Regions from separate parts of the Homo sapiens genome. Here all the other regions are linked to region 3. A link is a loop called in an ENCODE intact Hi-C map of the cell type or tissue named here. Cell type or tissue: mammary epithelial cell. All regions are shown on one strand. Region 1 overlaps OMA1 (OMA1 zinc metallopeptidase). Region 2 holds the start of TACSTD2 (tumor associated calcium signal transducer 2). Region 3 has its middle 48 kb from the start of MYSM1.

Evidence for each region. Peaks named below come from ENCODE experiments on the same cell type or tissue, not always from the same donor. Only the 100,000 strongest peaks of a DNase experiment are listed, where the experiment ranks them.
Region 1: it touches region 3 in a loop (14-fold over the local background); 100 of 110 quality-filtered maps call a loop at or near these places.
Region 2: it touches region 3 in a loop (5-fold over the local background); 16 of 110 quality-filtered maps call a loop at or near these places.

The regions. Positions count from the first base shown.
Region 1 is chr1:58,513,630-58,517,629 of GRCh38, forward strand. All of the region lies in intron 7 of OMA1 (OMA1 zinc metallopeptidase), which reads right to left. It also overlaps a transcript of DAB1 not described here. Among named protein-coding and RNA genes, the nearest start is that of OMA1, 31 kb to the right of the region's middle. In mammary epithelial cell, a CTCF peak has its summit at 2,368 (motif pointing right); no DNase peak of the experiment used is centred here.
Region 2 is chr1:58,576,457-58,580,456 of GRCh38, forward strand. It overlaps TACSTD2 (tumor associated calcium signal transducer 2), which reads right to left and starts at 796. Exons shown (of 1, transcript NM_002353.3): 1 at 1-796. The coding sequence starts at 700. RefSeq lists enhancers at 1-259, 260-954. In mammary epithelial cell, a CTCF peak has its summit at 1,761; a DNase peak (open chromatin) is centred at 945; H3K4me3 peaks cover 1,613 bases; H3K27ac peaks cover 2,753 bases.
Region 3 is chr1:58,650,436-58,654,435 of GRCh38, forward strand. No RefSeq gene overlaps it. Among named protein-coding and RNA genes, the nearest start is that of MYSM1, 48 kb to the right of the region's middle. RefSeq lists an enhancer at 2,202-2,496. In mammary epithelial cell, a CTCF peak has its summit at 2,336 (motif pointing left); a DNase peak (open chromatin) is centred at 2,316; H3K27ac peaks cover 601 bases.

The DNA of each region.
Region 1 (4,000 bases), 140 kb before region 3:
AATGGAGAGACTACAGGTTTTAGAATCAGAAATATCTGGGTTCAAAATACTGATTATTTTATTTATTAACAGTCACTTATATGACACCACATGCCAGGCATTGTTTTAAGTGTATTACAAATATTAACACATTATATTAACTCATTTAATCCTCATAACAACTTCATGTGGTAAGTACTGTTATGACCCTCACTTTACAGATTAGATGAAGAAACCAAGATCCATGGTGACTACATAACTTGACAAAGCTCAAACAGCTAGTAAGTGACAGAGCCATAATTTGAACACAAGTAGTCTGGTGACAGAGTTTTTGCCCCTGGGTCAATAATTTAGTCTCTAGGAGTCTCAGATGCATCTGTAAAACTAAATTAAAGCAGTGAATTGTCAAGTTAAAATGTGATAATTCTTGCAAAGCAGCCATTCCAGGACTCAGAACATAGTGGACACTATTTCTACCTTCCTTTCCCCTGGTGAGCAACTGGAGGCCTATGGTAATTGCAAAATGCTATGTTTGGTCCTAAGTGATGATGTCATGAATTTACAAGAAGGTTCTAGTACAATCCAGAGAATATAAATGTATATGAATATGCATTAAGGAACATATTGAGAAAGAATTTGCTACTATTAAATTATAAATTCAGTGGGATATGATATTCATAAAGAATACAGCAGTATAAAAATTGTTCTTATAATTTCACCATTTCCCAATGCCAAAACAATACTAGAGAAATATGTATAAATAGATCTAGACCAAGTAAAAGCCTAACTGTACCGTTACCTGTAGCCAACGTTTTCATTAGAAATGCAAAGATGAAAAGTATCTCTGAATTTTGCTGTCTGTATTCACTAGACACTCCAACAAAGCTCCTGTTAGCCATCACCCCCTTCCAAAGGTAAATCCTGACACTGAATGAATCTGAATCTTTTTTTAGGAAACCATTAACACCCTACACTTGTCCCAGTCATTGTAGCATCCTCTCCTGTATTCCACATAGACATGTGATAGGTAAAATAATCATCTGAGACAATACTACAAAGGATTGTGGCAGGGGGAGCTGGGCTCCTACAGCTAGAAAAATACACTGAGGCTGTTATAAGATGTAAAGGGACCAAAACAGATATAAAAATGATCATTATTTTAGAAGCAATACTGCAGAAAACCAAAATTGTTTCCAGCAGGCAAATATAAGATGGAAAGTTCCCTTTCAGAAATGAATGTACCTCCACTTTGGGAGAGGGAAACCTTACTGTCTATGAGAGCTTTGCCAAGTTACTTAACTCCTCCATCCCTCAGGTTTACCTATACCTCACAGGGTTGTTATGAAGATCAAAAGAATAAATACATGTAATACACTCAGGACAGTGCCCAGCACATTAAAAATGTTATTGATTATTATACACTACAATCATCATTGTCATCATCTACCAGAAACTAGTTCATTTCAGTCTCACATACCTCCACAGGTTCATCATTTTCCAATATTGCTGATGGCATCACTTCTTAAAGCTCATTTTATTTTGTAACCCACTTATTCTCTAAACAACATTTTTCCAGGAAATAATTTAAAATTGCTCTTTTCCAACTAAATGCAACATAATCTTGAGATAATTTCAGCTAAGCCATTCTCAGCATTTGCCAATCCCTCACACCAAGAGAAAACTTATCAAAAATACTTCATGTGCTCCAACATAAAAATGAAAGACATATGTTGGTCATTTAATCTTAATTTTTTGCTCAATTTTCTGCATCTTTTGATTGCCAGCAGGTCATTTCACCAATCAATATAATAAATTAAGTTTTAATAAATTTTCATGTTACTTTTTTCCCTCTATCTTAGGTAAAGTTTTATCATAAGACTCAACAGCTGAAATCATAGCAATGAAAAATCAGATGAATACACACAAGCCTGTCTCATTTTTCTGGGTGATAAAATTAAGTTCCAAATAATGTATGCATTATGAAAGTTACTTTACAACATACCTATTAAATAAGATGGTCTCCTTACTTACTGATTCTTTTCTTTCTTAAAAGAATCATTAAGCAAAGAACCTAAAACAGTAACCCAAATAAAACGCAAAGATACTTTGCTGTGATGAAAGCTCAGAATACTAACCTGAAAAATAAGAACTAAGGGTCTTCCTACTAACTAGGTATAGGTTATTAGATAAATCACTTTACATCTTTAGACTCTGGTTTTCTTATCTGTAAAATGAGAAGGTAGATTAAATTAGCTCCAATTTTCTTTCCTGCTCTAAAAGTCTATGATTCTACAAGGTACTATTTTAAATAAAGTTTAGAATTTGAAATTTTCTCATTTCTGTGATGAAAAATAGATTTTGCTTATTACCTAATGCCCTCACTAGATGGTGCTATTGGCACAGTTATCTCAGGTTACTTGAGGAAACTAGCAGGCCACGTTTCCCAAAAGGGCCACTTAACAGGCTTTGGGGATTACTCCCAGTGAGTGCTTTCCAGGCCACTATAGGATATTTATTATCCCCTTTTCCCTCACATTAAACATCAATAATTCCCCCCACTTCCCCAATAACTATGACAATCAAAAACAATCATACACCATGTCATCCTAGAAGGCTAGCCCAGTTCAGAACCACTAAAAGAATATCAGTTTTCTTTTCCAAACTTAAGAAACTGTTACGAAAAAATTAAAACTGATAGTTTAGTTGCTTGTGAAATTTTTAAAAAGTCATTTCTATAATGACTGCAAAGTGTCAAAAGCTCTTTACAGTGACAAATGAATATTCATACCCCAAAAGATCAAATACTTAACAGGACCTCTTTTGTCAGCTGAAGACTGAACAGCTTGTTATTCTATGCTTAATTTACATGTTGGTCTTACCAGTGATTATTAATTCTATATTAATCATTCTGATAATTTATATAACGACAAATGCCTTCCAAATGAAAAATTAAAAGAACTCCTATAAAAACATAAATTTGCACAATAAAATCACTCATAGCCAGTAGCAGAGGAGCAGCAGAGAACCCTAGGGAAAGTGGGCTGCCTACTTTGAAAGAGGCTTCATGAGTAACATCGTTTTTGTGAATTTTGCACGTTGAAACCTCATAAATCCAATGGGACTGCATATGACCAATAGAACCATCTCTCAGAAATAGTTCCCAGTAACCAAGCTCACAAGATTGACATAAAATCAGAATGCCAACTTCTTAATTTACAGAGATAACTACAGCTGCCCAAACCAGCAAGAGCACATGCATCTATGTCCTTGGGTCAGGACTTTCTCTCCCTTTTAGGCATGCTACAGAGGAAGCCAGGCTGTAATCAGAAGGTTGCCTAGGAAGGAGAGAATTAGGAAAAGGAGGATTATGTTGACATGATTTGAATGCTACAATGGCAAGAAGTCAAGGGAGTCTGATGCATCAAGGTCCAAAAAAAGGATACAAGCCACAAATAAGAATCAAGTCCAGGATACCCAAAATAACTCTTTGATGGAAGTACTATCATGATTCTCACTAGTCAGACTACAAAACAGATTTGAAGAGGTTAAGTGATTTGCTACAGTCATGTGGAGGAGACAAGAGCTCAAACACACATCTGGACTACTGAACCCAAAGTCCTGACCCCTATGCTAGACAAGGTGTAAAATCCTTAAAATTGCTAATAAAGAAGTTTCTGCCTATCCTTCAGTTTTATCTGTTGCCATTGGTGCTCTTGAATTCTGTTGACATTTTAACCACAACAAATTTTCAATTCCTGGAATAAGCCATTGTTTCTCTTGCCTTTGAACACACCATGCCAAACACTACACCTATCAACATCTTCATCAGGATAATTACTATTTATCTTTCAGATCTCCATTTTATCTATTTCTTTCTCAGTCTAATCCCAAGACTAAGTTTTCCTATGTAATTTGATGTAACTTGAGAGATCCCTCAAGTTACATCTCTGCTACATTCTCCCATGGAATGAATGTTTCCTGTATCTCCAATTCATAATACTTCAAACTTTGTTAAAATTAT
Region 2 (4,000 bases), 74 kb before region 3:
ACTCGCCCTTGATGTCCCTCTCGAAGTAGTAGGCGGCATCGCCGATATCCACGTCACCGGCGGCCTTCTGAGACGTGTTCTGCCGCAGCTCGATCTGGATGGTGGGCTGCTCGTAGTGCACGGCCGCCACGAACTTGGGGTGCAGCCGATAGCGCTCGCGGAAGAGCCGCCTCAGCTCGGCGTCCAGGTCTGAGTGGTTGAAGGCGCCGGCGGTGGGGCGGTGGCGCAGGTCAATGAGGATGTGGTGGGTGCGCACCAGCTCATCGCAGCGTAGGCTCAGGTCGCCCTTGTCCGTGCGGCGCACGCCCACCGAGTTCACGCACCAGCACACCGACGTCTGGTTGCACTGGCGCGCCTTGAAGCGGCCCTCGGGGTCGCAGTCGGGGTCGTAGAGGCCATCGTTGTCCACGAGCGCGTGCTCACTCGGCCGCACCAGCGTGCGGGCGTTCTTGGGGGCGCTCATGCGCGCCTTGAGCAGCAGACACTTGGAGGTCAGCGTGGAGCAGTCGACCGCCATGCCCGAGCCCAGCGCGCGGCACTGGCAGCGGCCGCCGGGGCCGTCGGGGCTGCACACGGTCATCTTGTTGGTGGGACACGTGCAGTTGTCCTGCGCGGCCGTGTGGCCGGTCACCGCCGCCAGCACCAGCAGCAGCAGCGGCAGCCGCAGCGGTGGCGGCGCGAGGCCGGGGCCCCGAGCCATGGTGGGGCGGAGGAACGCGGACCGGACGCGGGCGGATGAGGCGCGGGGACTCGTCGGGGCTCGGGCTCCGGCGTCTGGGATGGTCTGCAGGCGTCTGCCGCCCGGCCGCTCCCTCCGGCTCTTATACTCTACCCGACCTGCCCGGCTGGTTCCACCACCGACCGTCCCCACTGGTATTTGGGTGACACATCCCGCCCCCCTCCCCGTCCCACGGAAGGCCAAGCCGGCCCTGCGCCGCCCGCGATAGGATCAGAACAGGGAAGCTGCTCCCGCCTCCTCCGGACCGAAAGCCGGGAAGGGGAGAACCGATACTCACCTGTAGGCTTCTGGGGACCCGCCCTCGGCGCGGCCTCCTGCTACAGACCTGGCGCGTCTGGGCCGCTCTCCCGGCAGAAAGTCTAAAGAGTTTCATTGCAAAGTGTGGCTCGCGACTGTCGCGCTCTCCTCTATACGCGACTCCCTTTTCGTTCTTTCCCAGCCCCAGCCCTCCCTTAATTTCTCTCACTCCCTCTCTTCTTTGTCCAGTTCTCACAGTAGCACACGTTTATATAGTTTACAGTTCACAAACATTATCTCATCCTAACACCAGTCCTGACAGGTAGGGACTATCAGACCCGTTTTATAGGTGGTACTGATGAGGCTTAAAGACCTGAAGTCACACTGCTATCAACTTCCTCATATTTCTGAGAGGGGTCTTTGGCACCCTGCCTAGGAGTGATGAGACCTTAAATAAAGTGTTTGTGGACACGAAGTGACACAGAATCTGAAGGGAAGTTAGGGAAGCAGTTCTGTTACTCACCATATCAAGGGTAAAACACAGGTATCCTGGTGTCCAGAGGGTTAAAAGTTCTGTTAAACACTAATTTTCTGTACCTCACACAAGCGCACACACACAGGCACACACGCACATAATATTTATTTGTGCACTGGCTATAAAGAGACAAACAGGAACAAATTCTTAAAGAGCCAGCAAGACTGTAAAGAGTTTTTTGTACAATTTGATTCTAACACAGCAAATCGTTGCTTTTCTTTTCCTGTATCCCACGTAAGTAGCTGAACCATGTAAATAATGAAAGAATGGAGCCTGTGAGAAATTGCTTGTCTGCCACTGTGTGGCTAGTTTCATGGCATACAGGGGTTGCAATCTCTTTTTGAGTCATTGAGAAAGTCTAGAGTTTCAAAGCTGTGGTAAAATTAACAATAATTAGCAAGCTATAATTATTCCCAGGTCCTCCATCAAAGCACATTTTATATGTTCAGCATTTAATGTGCACCACCAGTCGTGCAAGGGTGTTGTTTAGCAGATGAAAGCCAGCTGGGCCTCTGTCCCATTAATTTTCACGCAATTCCTGAGGCAGGAAGATTGAAATATATTCTGCCTTGACAGACAGAGGAAGCAGAGACATGTGAGGGACAATTTCTTTTTTCTTTTTTTTTTTTGAGACGGAGTTTTGCCCTTGTTGCCCAGGCTGGAGTGCAATGGCGTGATCTCGGCTCACCACAACCTCCGCCGCCCAGGTTCAAGCAAGTCTCCCGCGTCAGCCTCCCGAGTAGCTGGGATTACAGGCATGAGCCATCAAGCCTGGCTAATTTTTTTTTGTATTTTTAGTAGAGACAGGGTTTCTCCATGTTGGTCAGGCTGGTCTCAAACTCCTGACCTCAGGTGATCCGCCCACCTCAGCCTCCCAAAGTGCTGGGATTACAGGCATGAGCCACCACGCCCGGCGAATTTTTTTTTTTTTTTTTTTTTTTTTTTTTTTTTTTGAGACGGAGTCTCGCTCTGTCACCCAGGCTGGAGTGCAGTGGCATGATCTCAACTCACTGCAAGCTCCACCTCCTGGGTTCATGCCATTCTCCTGCTTCAGCCTCCTGAGTAGCTGGGACTACAAGCGCCTGCCACCACGCCCGGCTAATTTTTTTGGTATTTTTAGTAGAGACGGGGTTTCACCGTGTTAGCCAGGGTGGTCTCGATCTCCTGACCTCGTGATCCGCGTGAGGGACAATTTCTTATCCACAAACATGAGGAATTGTGGGATAGTCCTCTGCTGTCTATCCCCACTGTCTCTGTTCAGGTCTTCCTTGGACAGATATCTGAGTCAGGTTCTAGTTTCTTTTCCCCTCTCCGACCTCGGTCCACCCTGCATCCAAGAAGACTTTCTAAATCAGAAGTCTGTGCCCACCTCCTCTCTGTTAAGTAGAGTGAGGGGGGTGCTCTCGGCTCTCCAGATAAAATTCATGCTTCTTATATTAGCCCTTAAGATCATTCCTATATGATGTTATAGGCAAGCTACGTCTCTGTGCCTTAGTTTTGTCATCTGTAAAATGGGGATAATAAAAGTACCTACCTTACAAGGTAGGTTTTATAGTTAATGCAGATAAACTGCTTTGAAGAGTATCTGTTCTAACAGTATCTACACATAGTAAGCAACGGATAGATGTTAGCTGCTGTCATTTGTCATCATCGTTGTCGTCGTCGTCGTCATCATCATCATCATCATCATCGTGCTCCTGCCAACCTCTCCGGCAGTCCATGTTTTCAAGTCTTTGCAAAGTCACCTACCTGGAGTCTCCCTTTCTTTATTTAGTGCATAATTCTGTTTTTCTACTCAGCTCTTGAGTCACCTCCAAGATGCCTTCCCTAATAAGGCCCTCCCTGTTACACTCAGGGATATGCCTCTCTATTCGTTCCTAATCTCAGACATACTAGGATGGCAACATTAACTTTTCTGGGCTTTTGTCCTCCCATCTGTCAAATGGGCAAAATACAGCCTGTTTCGTAGATTATGCTGAGACTCAAATACAAAGAGATGAGATGGTAGATGCCAAAGCTTTGTAAACTCTAAGACTCTGTAAAAATATTAGATTTCACTTTTATTTCTAAAATATATATACCCTCTTCTTGCTTTTCCAGGTATTAACTAGGTAGCCACAATGTTCTATAACTAGCAGAGTTCTCTATTTTCCATTCCATCAGGTCCCAGGCTGGCAAGAGGAAAGCTGATGAGAGAGGGTTCTCAGGGCTGAGGAATTTGTGTGATGGTGTCATTGACTACCAAGCTAGAACAGCCCCACATGGGTGGTACTGGGGCTAGTGCTCTGAGGCATCCAAGCCTTTGCTTCTTCCAATTATGTTAGGTACTGAGAGGACAGGAATAGAAGGGGCCCAGCCTCAATATCTTCTGGGGAAGTTAGAGTAAGGCAAAGATGACCTCCTAATCCCCTCCCCCCACAGACTCCACTTGCTTAAATTCTCTGGTTCTGCCAGGCTTTCCCCAACACACACAAAGACCACAATGAGTT
Region 3 (4,000 bases):
CCCTTTTGCCTGTTTTTTCTGTTTTTTGGTTTTTTTTTTCATTTTGTTTTCCATGTATGAACCCCACAGAAGAGAACACAAGGTGATGGATGAAAATGTTTGAGCAGTTGCTACCCAACTCGTAGTGATAAAAATACTCAGGATATAAAGTGGTAACACCGCTGACGCCTCATAATTACCCAAGTTATGTTGCACTTTTGATTAGAAAATGCAATTATGTTTATAGTGTTATAATCTCACCTGCCTTTGTGTTTTTGAGAAAATTGCAAGAGAATACCTCTCCTGGAGTAGGCTGCCCTTGCTAATCAGTTGATTCATGTCTCTTGAAGTGCTCATTGCACTTAAGATAATGAAGAGATGTGGCTTCTCCGGGGCTCTCAGCTCCCACCTAGACTCTGGGGCTTGTTTTTCAGAACAAACAGCTTTGTCTCAGTTGTTTTCTACTCCTCACAGGAAATCCAGCAACTGATTGTCATAGAACTGATTTTTCCCCAAGAATCTGCCTTCCATTCTTTCTTTTTGCTTTCTTTCACTTATTCAATTATTTATCCATTCATCAAGCTGCCATCAATTAAGTGCCTTCCTAATCTATGCTAGGTATTATACTAGGCATTGGGGATATGAAGTGTGAGAAGGCAGGGTCCAAGCCCTTCAGAAGCTCCGTCTCATAGAAGTAGTAGGAAAGAAAAGAGACAAGCAGAAGGCAGTGTGACTGGGGCCGAGATAAGAACAGGGTGTGAGAGGGGCCCAATCAACCCCATCTGGAGTGAATGAAGACTCAAGGCAGGCAGGCTTCCAGGTGGAAGTGATGTTTGAGCTGAATTTGAAGAAGGTTGGGACCAGGAAGGGTGTTGTTCAAGCATGGGGAAAGGGGTGAGCCTGCAGGGGTGAAGCTGCCCATTTTGGATTTGTCTAATCCAAGATGGGCAGTTGAAATGGGTTGAGTGGCTAGGGCAAAAAGCAGAGGCAGGAGTGTGTGTGTGTGTGTGTGTGTGTGTGTATTTGTATTTGAAGGCAGGAGTGGCAGGAGGTTAGGCTAGAGAGGGGTGCATCGTAAGTAAGGGTCTTCTGCGCTTCCGCGTCAGGAGTGGTGCAGAAAACTCGCCAAGCCATTAAAAAGCTTTTAGCAGCGGGGCACGGTGGCTCACACCTGTAATCCCAGCACTTTGGGAGTCCAAGGCGGGTGGATCACGAGGTCAGGGGTTCAAGACCAGCCTGGCCAACATGGTAAAACCCCATCTCTACTCAAAATACAAAAATTAACTGGGCATGGTGGCACACGGCTGTAATCCCCGCTACTCAGGAGGCTGAAGCAGGAGAATGGCTTGAACCTGGGAGGCGGAGGTTGTGGTGAGCCAAGATCACACTAATGCACTCCAGCCTGGGTAATAGAGCAAGACTCCATCTCAAAAAAAAAAAAAAAAAAAAAAAAGCTTTAAGCACAGAAATGATGTGCTCAGATTTATGCTTCGTGAAGAAAAAAAAAAATCCCTCGGCTTCAGTGTAGAGGATGGAGGGGGACCTGTTGGAAGCAGGAAGATTAATTACCTGTGACAATGCAAGAGGCTCTTATGAAATAGAGAATAGAGAACCATGTCAGAGCAAAATTTCTATCCATAAGGTCCATTCCTTCTGTTGTCTGGGTAACAAAGACAATCCCTTGGTATATCATCTACCATGTTTGGGTAAAGCATGACACAGGACCTACGAGCACAGGATTTCTTTTGTTGCTCAGAGAAGGCAAGAATTGCCATGAGGCGTGACCCAAGATCACAGGATAAGGAATGCACACACTTTGACTTCCCAATCTGGCTTTGACTGGGTCTGTGACTTGGACTTGGGTATCAGTTCTCCCATCTCAAAGTGAGGAGACTAAACTAAATTGTTCCTTAAGTTTCTTCCAGCTCTGAAATCAATAACGTAATAGCTTAATGAGCTGGCTTTAGAATTATATATGAATCTGAATTCTCTCTGCCACTTCTGGCTGCATGACGTTGGGCAAGTGACTTAAACACTCTATGGCTAAGTTTAAAATGGGGGTAGTAAGATTCTTCTTGCAAGGTTGTTGTGGAAACTAAATGTGACACTGTTATGTAAAGCATTTTTAGCACTGTATCTATGTATAATAGATGGCTGTTACTATTATAAACAAAAGTGAAGATAGTTAACCTGGATACTATGAAACAAGGAAACTCATCCCTAGATCATACTATGTCAAGAAACTAGAAAAGTGAATGTGTTAGTGCTTACAAATTCAGCTACACGTGCAGTCTTTTCTGCCTCTTAGGCTAGCCAACAGTACTGGGCTGAGATGGTAGTGCTGACACACTGTGACAGAGCACCCTCTAGTGGCCGTAAGCATTAACATTTTCATTACAATTATTGAAGAACATGGCTTTGTGGACATGCATGCAAACATCGAGGATTTGGGTTTGTTACTCTTAGATAATGCCAATAAAGCGAATAAAGTCTCACTAATTATAGCACTTCTAATAGTAATTCCTTAGTCAACTGTTCCACAAAAATCATGTTCTGGGCATTGATAAGATCTTGCAGTTCTAAAAGAGACAATTACATTTTAAATTAAAACGTATTAACATTTGAATCTCACATAAAATACTAAGTAGTTCTTTATGAGATTGAAAAATAATGTGACATCACTCAAAAGGATGGTGCAGTAGCACTTGGGTTAGGTGGCAGAGCTGGGGTCTTTCTAGGGGCGATCTTGCTACAAACTTGGCTGTGACTTTGGGCAACTTGCTTCATTTTGGGGAACCTGTTTCCTATTAAAATATAGAACTGTAAGCCTGAACAATCCTTTTTCCAGCTTTAAAATTCTCTGAATTAAGGGAGATAGGTTATCCATTTTAATATAGAGCTCTGGTTTCAAAGAAATTTGATGTCAACTTTTCTTCATGAACATGGGGTCTCAAGTACAGTAGTTTAAAGGCCATGCAAAGACAAATTTATACTATTTTAGAAAATCAATCCAAGCCATCTGTAGCAGAGATAGCTAGTCATTAACAACGATTCATATTTCCTTTCCATAATGTAGAATTTTGCAGAAGTACCAGTCCAATCAGGACTCCATTTAGCGGCTCCCTTTGCATTCAGGTGGGAACGTATGTTTAGTTCTTCCCAAAGGAATAGCAAAAACCATATGTATTTCCAAGTAGTTAAGTACCAGGTGCGTAACCCTCCACTCTTCCTCGTTCCCCTTGTCCTCCAAGGGATAACACTAATGTGAAAGGAATCTATTGAAGATGAGCTGCCCAGGAGGGCCACCCAATCAGAAATACCTGCATTGGATTTACTATTTCTTGTACTTTGCCACCTAAATGATTATCATTTAGGTGCCTGAGTTCAAACTGGTTCTGTAACAAGACAGAATATGCCTGTACTACTCTAAGGAAAATTAGCTTATAGGAATAAAAATTTTTCTGCAGATACTAACAAAATTTAAAGGCTGCATAGTTGATCTAGCAACTAAGGTTCTATGACTCTTCTGAGAAGTATTAACTGTGTAAAAGAAAAAATATATTTTTAATAGAAAAATGGAAACAACCTGAAGTTCAACTGAAAACAGATCAAATCAATTAAGACAAATATATACTGCAGAATACTATGTACTTACTGTAAAGGATGAATAGACTTTAGGCACCAACATGGAAAGATGTCCTCAATGAGAATTATAGAAGTTAAAGATATACAGTATGATTCTGTTGGGTTTTTAAAAAAAATTTGTAGGTTTTGCATAAAGACTGGAAAGTTGATGATCAATAAATGAGGGAATACTGCTTTTAAGGTAGATTTTCACTTCCTTTACACCTTCTACAGCCTTTAGTTGACAGAATGTGTATTGCTTTCATAATGAACATCTTCATATACTCTACCCTTTAACCAAAACTCTCGCCATTCTCACTCCTTACCTCCACACCTATGCTAAACACCTCTCTGGAGCATCCTCCCACAAATGCTATTTAACCAAATCTGATTAGGC